Linked DNA regions of Mus musculus: region 1 is linked to region 2. The links are chromatin loops, found by intact Hi-C in ENCODE. Cell type or tissue: heart. All regions are shown on one strand. Each heading gives the region's core, and the rest is flanking DNA. Links, peaks and the distances in the headings are about the cores only.

Region 1 (2,903 bases), core at 189-2,688, 830 kb after region 2:
GCAGGGGCAGGAAGACTGGCAGCTCCAGGACACCCTAATCTACACTGCAAACCTTGACTAAAACTTTAAAAGTATATATTATTATTATTGTATTATGATATGGATGTGTGTCTGTGCACAATTTGGGTGCCTACTGCCTGCTGAGGCCTAAAGGTGACACCCGAGTCTCTGAAAACAGAATGAAGTTGTGAGCTAGCTACCTGCCACTGGGTGCTGGGAATAGAACCTGGGTTCTCTGAGAGGGCAGCCAGTGCTCTTAGAGGCTGGATCTCCTCACTTCCTTGCTTAACAAATGTCAAGAAATCGGAAGAGTAATTAACCTAACCACTGATTACAATCGAATTCTAGGTCACTATTCATTAGGACGGCAAGATGATGACTTCAAAAATAAGGGAAGGAGCCTGGCCAGGTGAATGGGTGAGTAAAGGTGTTTGTCGTTCAAGCAAAGTAAAAGGAATTCCATCCTCAAATTCCACCTAAAGGGGAAAAGAGAACTCCACAATGTTGTCTACTGGCCTCCACACACGGGCGATGAGGTAGACACTCATGCATATGTGCATCATTTACACACACACACACACACACAGAGAGACAGACAGACAGACAGACAGAGACACCACAATATTTTTCAAGTTTTAAAGTGAGTAAAGGTAGGTAAGATTCTCAAAAGATAAAGTTCTCCAAAAGTATGGGAGAATGTGCCATCCTACACAAAACTACGTTTTCAGCTGCAAAGTGTCTTCAAGATGAGCAAAATTAGAAAACAATTGAATAGAAAAACAGCCCTATTCCCCTAACAACGTGCTAAAGCCAGATCAAGTGTTTAATCTTGAGTAATTAATGTTACAAAGTATTTGGGGGGAAGGAGGGCAATTGCCATACTTTAGTTGTCATACTAAAGGAATAGGATCAAAGTGAGATCAGCCCCCAAACTATGGGCGAAGTAAGTAATAGGCATGGGCCACCCAAATAACCCTATTCGGCATAGAAACAGCAGGTCCACTTCGCTGAGCTATCCAGCGTATTCAATGAGGGGAGAGGTCCAGAATTCTCCACCGTGGTCCTGAAGGCTGGAAAAGCGGCTACGGAGGTAAAGGGAGGAGAGCAGAGAAAAAAGCGTGGAGTGACTCCTTCGGGACCCGTCCGCGTCTGCCGACCGACCGGACCCGGAACCAAGTGGATCCCAACCGAGCCCCACCGCCCTCGCTCCAGCTGTTACCTGGCACATCCTCCGTGCCCTCCAACAGCATATCCTTCGTGAAGTTCGAAATCTGGCCAGTGAGGGAAGCCAGGCTGCCCCCTACTTGACCGAGAGACTGGCCCAAGCCGGAGCCGAGGCCCCCGAGCCAGGACGACATCGCTGCGGGTGGACACGTCCTCTCCAAATGTCCCTGGACGCCGAAGCTGGTGCGGATCCAGACGCTGAGGACTCGCAGGACACGGCACTCCCACCAACGGCCGCGTCAGAAAGCCGAGGCCCGGCCTGACGCTTCACCAAGGGTTCGCCGTTGTGGACACCGTGGGCCCCGCGAGGCCTCTGCTCATTCCCACGGCTTCCCGCCGTGCGGCTGCACTACTTCTTTCTCAGCTTTACTGACTTTCCTCAGTTTCGTGGGCCAGTCCTGCCAACTCAACGCCGGCCGCCATGACACTGCCGGGAAAGCGGCAGTGACCATAGAGAAGCTTCGCGATAGCGTAGAAGGGCCGCTGCCAGAGGCGTCCCGGGCGCGAAGGACCGTGGGATCGCGGAGGACCAAGTAAATGGGCCAGCCAGATCCGTGACTTCCGCGTAACCTGCGGAACTTTAGGTGGAGACCGAAAAGGCAGTGGCGGCGGCGGTGGCTCTTCCCACCTGCGCAGCTGCTTTTGTTTGTAAGAGGAAGTAACCCTTGACAGTGCCTTCTGATCCTGTCTACAAGAGCTATTGCATCGCTAGGATTCGATAGGGTCGTCCCACCCCACAGGGAAGCAACCTCAATCCATCTGCATTACTCTATTATCCAGCGTCTGCGGATATAAGAGCATCCGTGCCAGAGGGTTGGAAACGAGGCTACAAAGCTGAAAAAGCGGGTTGCAATTCAAATGTCCAGGCAGAAAACCCTTGTTTTGGTGTTTGTTTTCAGTTACCATGCACTTAAAGGATTGTGGGATCCCATGACCGCCTCTCAAATGATCCCTCTCTGAATAATTTTCACCAGATATCTATTTGAATTTAGGGGTTGCCTCCGAGGGTTTTTCAGCTTCCGTGTCCCAGAACAAGGAATTGGACAGAGACACGTGGCTAGTAGTAAGGAAGACAAGAAAATGAAGAAAAGACACACACCCAAGAGAAGCAGCAGGCCAGAACACTGTCATTGGGGGTGGGGTTGACGAGCTACACTTTCAGCTTGAATGATGGAGAATTTTTGGTGCTGAAGATCAAATCCAGAGACTTGTACAGGCATTGAGGCTTTTCGGCTTAGCCACATCCTCAGCCCTTGTTTGAGATAGGCTCTCCTATAATCCAGGTTGGTTTTGAACTGATGACCCTTCTGCTTCTACCTCATGAGTACTGGATTACAAGAATGTACCATCATGCCCAATACAGTGTTTTTAAGTGTAGTATATATAGTCGTCAAATGATTTAACATGTCTACTGTTAATTCTGGGCACTAGGGAATGTTAGGGAGAAAGTAAAACAGGGTAAGGTAAGGAGAGTATGGGCATGCCACAGTAGGTTGAGCCCTGGGGATGTAGAAAATGGCTGAGGACTCCACAATAAGATAATCTTGCATAGAGACTTGAAATGAGCAAGTGAGAGATACAGCTATGGGGGGGGGGCGCTCCCATATAGCTTATCTAGACAATAAGACATAACTGAGTATAATAAAGTCCCTTTGGCTGGAGGCCCCTGGCAATTTTGA
Region 2 (2,903 bases), core at 111-2,610:
ACGTGCTCCGCTCTGCTCGAAATCCCAACGCCACAAGGTTTTCGGGTTAAGGATGGACACCCCGAATGCTCTCCACCGAGCTCCACCGGACTTGGGTACCCCGTGGCGTTCCCGTCCGCACTCCCGCCGTCCCAGTCCGAGCGCCACTGCTCTGAGAGGGGCCAGTGAGGGTCACTTACCGTCGCTCTCCGCCCTGACGAGCAGGGACATGCCCTTCAGCCTCTCCACGTAGCCGGAGGACACATGGCCAGTACCCCGGTCGTCCCACTGCCGGTCCTCGTTGAGCGTGTAGACCTTCACCCGCCGTCGGGTGTCGGTCATCGTGCCGGCCGGGGGCCCCGCCCGAGTGGCCCAGGGACAGTGTCCAGAAAAGGCGGGCGGCCGCAAACGGGGAACTCCGGGACCTCAGTGCCACCGCTGGCCGCCGCGGAGCTGCGCCGCCGCTCGCATGGCCCGCTCCCGGGTCCGAGCCCCGGGCCGCCGCCTTCTCTCGTCTCCTTCTCCCCGGCGCTATTGTCCAGGCCGAGCGAGCGCGGCCGCCCAGCAGCCCCGACAGGGAACGCGCAGCACTACGCAGCCTACCGGCCCGCCGTTCCAACGAGGTGCGGCTCGGTTCACAGACCCGCTCCGGCCTCCACCATGACCTCCGCAGAGCCGCTTTCCCGCGCCGCCGCCTCCTCAGGCCGCCGCCGCCATGTTTTCCTCCCTTGTACCTGGCCCAGCCGCTGCAGCAGGAAGCCCCGCTCCGCTCCTCCCGCTTAAAGCATCCGAAGCCGGTGAGGTAGCACTTCCCGGGAGACTCCGAACGCCTCTGGCCACCCGAGAACCCCTGGCTCTTCTTAGAAGCCGCCTTCCCTACTCCGCCGCCTCTTCCGTCTTCCTCACAGAGCCAAAGCCGCCGCCATCTTGGCTCGCCCCTCAAAAGCGGCGCGCGGGGCCACCTAGGCAGTAGCGGCAGGGGCGGCCCGCAAGCCCCACCACTTAAAGCGACAAGACGGGAGCCGGCAGCTTCGCTCCGGCCGAGGCCTTGCACCGAGGCGGGCGCGGAGCTGCGGGGGTGGCGGGAGCGGAGGAGGCGGGACGCGAGTCGCGCCGGTGACGGACCGGGACTCCCTCGCGCTGCCCTGCGCGTACTGTCGTGCAAGCGCGGGCTGCGTGTGCGTCCGTCGCACTTTGAATTCGTCATCACCTCGGCTCCGGGCGGGGAAGGGGTGTGGAGTCTGTTGGCGGCTTCTGGAGCCAGACTGGACTCTGATCCCGGAGCTCGTCCTTTCCCGTGCGAGCCTTCTCCGGACGCTTTAGGGAGGACCTTTGCAGTCGGCCCTGGGGGCGCGGGCTGCTGGCGTCCTCCTCGTCCTCCCCCCGCCCTCCTCCTCCTCCTCCTCTTCTTCCCTTGGCCTGAAATAGAGAAGTTTCTGAGAGAGGACCGTTTGGACCGCGAGGTTGGCGGGATGCAGTGAGGCACGCAATGGCCGGGCAAGTCTAAAACCCTCGACGCGGTGTTCACGCGTGGCACTGCTCCCCGGGATCATTCTGAGCACTCACCTCACAATAATCAGCGGTTATCTCCCTTTCTCTGTCGGTTATCAAAGCTGATCGTCTGTAGCCCTAGGCTGGTTTGTTTGTTTTTTTAAACAAAATAACAAAACACATCTTGAAGGGCTTGCAAAGATAAATGCCGTACTGTATGAATAAGATGAAATTCTTTGTTTTTTTGTTTTTTTTGAAACACAGCCTCACAATGTTGCTCTGACTGGCTGAAGCAACGTATGCGAGAAGCTGGGATCTTTCTTAACCCACACCAGAGACAAGTGCTCGCAAAGACATACCTGAAATCATTCACCAACAAAACTCGGAAGCATGTAAAAACAAAGCAGTTGCTGTTTCTAAATACCAGAATGCAATCCTTTCAAGCATCTAGATGGAGCCCATGAGCTCCAAGCAGAGCAGGTTAGCAGTATGGCCCTCTATGCTGATTATTTTATAGCAATGCTTCTAACCTTCCTAAAATGCTCTGACTCTTTTATAACACAGTTTCTCTTGTTGTGGTGACCCCTCCCTCACTATAAAATCATTTTGTTGCTACTTCGTAACTGTAATATGCAGGATATCTGCTGTGTCCCGTGTTTGACCGCCAAGGGATCGAGACCCACATGTTGAGAACCACCTTTTTAAAGGCCCTTGGAGACTGACTAGCAGAGCTTACACAGTGAATAGTTTCTTATCTGCCTTGACTCTTTACCCATCAAAGAAGAAACTGTTGCTTTCATCCCTCTGAAACTGTTTTGCTGGAGTACAGAACCCAATAGAACACACCTAGCCAGTCTCAGTATTTTGTCTCCTGGCTTATTCTGATGATGGAAATCATTTACAAACTATTTTGTGTCTTCCAGAGCTTTCCTAAATTGCTATGATCCGGGTCTTCCTCTCCTCTATAAAGTGTCCTTTAGAGACTTTGAATCAGGGTACACCAGGATTTGTACTTCTCAGAATTTCAGAATTGCCAGCTTGTGTTTGGGAACAAGTACTGTGAGGAAATAATTTATTTGGCGTATACTTCTAGGTCACAGTCCATTGCTGAGGGAAATCAGGGCAGGAACTCAAAGCAGGAGCCTGAAGCAGAAACCATGGAGGAATGTTGCCTGTTGGCTTGCTCCCCTCATACTTAGTTTTTTTTTATAAAGTCCAGGACAACCTTACTCAGGGAATATTGCCACCTGCCATGGGCTGGGTGCTCCTACGTCAACTAACAAGCCCCCCCCCCCCCAGACATCCCCAATATCCCCACAGGGCAGTGACCTTAGCAGCTCCTCAACCAAATGTTTTCTCTCAGATGACACCAGGCTGTGTCAATTTGACAAAGCAAAGCAGGGCACATGGGATCTGTTTAGTTAGAGGAATGT

Evidence for each region. Peaks named below come from ENCODE experiments on the same cell type or tissue, not always from the same donor. Only the 100,000 strongest peaks of a DNase experiment are listed, where the experiment ranks them.
Region 1: it touches region 2 in a loop (3-fold over the local background); 1 of 42 quality-filtered maps calls a loop at or near these places.

Annotation. Positions count from the first base shown.
Region 1 is chr12:101,911,471-101,914,373 of GRCm38, forward strand. It overlaps Trip11 (thyroid hormone receptor interactor 11), which reads right to left and starts at 1,701. Exons shown (of 21, transcript NM_028446.1): 1 at 1,220-1,701. The coding sequence starts at 1,358. It overlaps Gm20036 (predicted gene, 20036), which reads left to right and starts at 1,197. Exons shown (of 2, transcript NR_152255.1): 1 at 1,197-2,507. In heart, for the core only: no CTCF peak of the experiment used is centred there; DNase peaks (open chromatin) are centred at 1,391 and 1,721; H3K4me3 peaks cover 2,206 bases; H3K27ac peaks cover 1,476 bases.
Region 2 is chr12:101,082,550-101,085,452 of GRCm38, forward strand. It overlaps Ppp4r3a (protein phosphatase 4 regulatory subunit 3A), which reads right to left and starts at 1,153. Exons shown (of 15, transcript NM_211355.2): 1 at 180-1,153. The coding sequence starts at 321. D130020L05Rik (RIKEN cDNA D130020L05 gene) reads left to right here. Exons shown (of 2, transcript NR_038050.1): 1 at 1-1,950. In heart, for the core only: no CTCF peak of the experiment used is centred there; DNase peaks (open chromatin) are centred at 362 and 1,162; H3K4me3 peaks cover 2,120 bases; H3K27ac peaks cover 1,927 bases.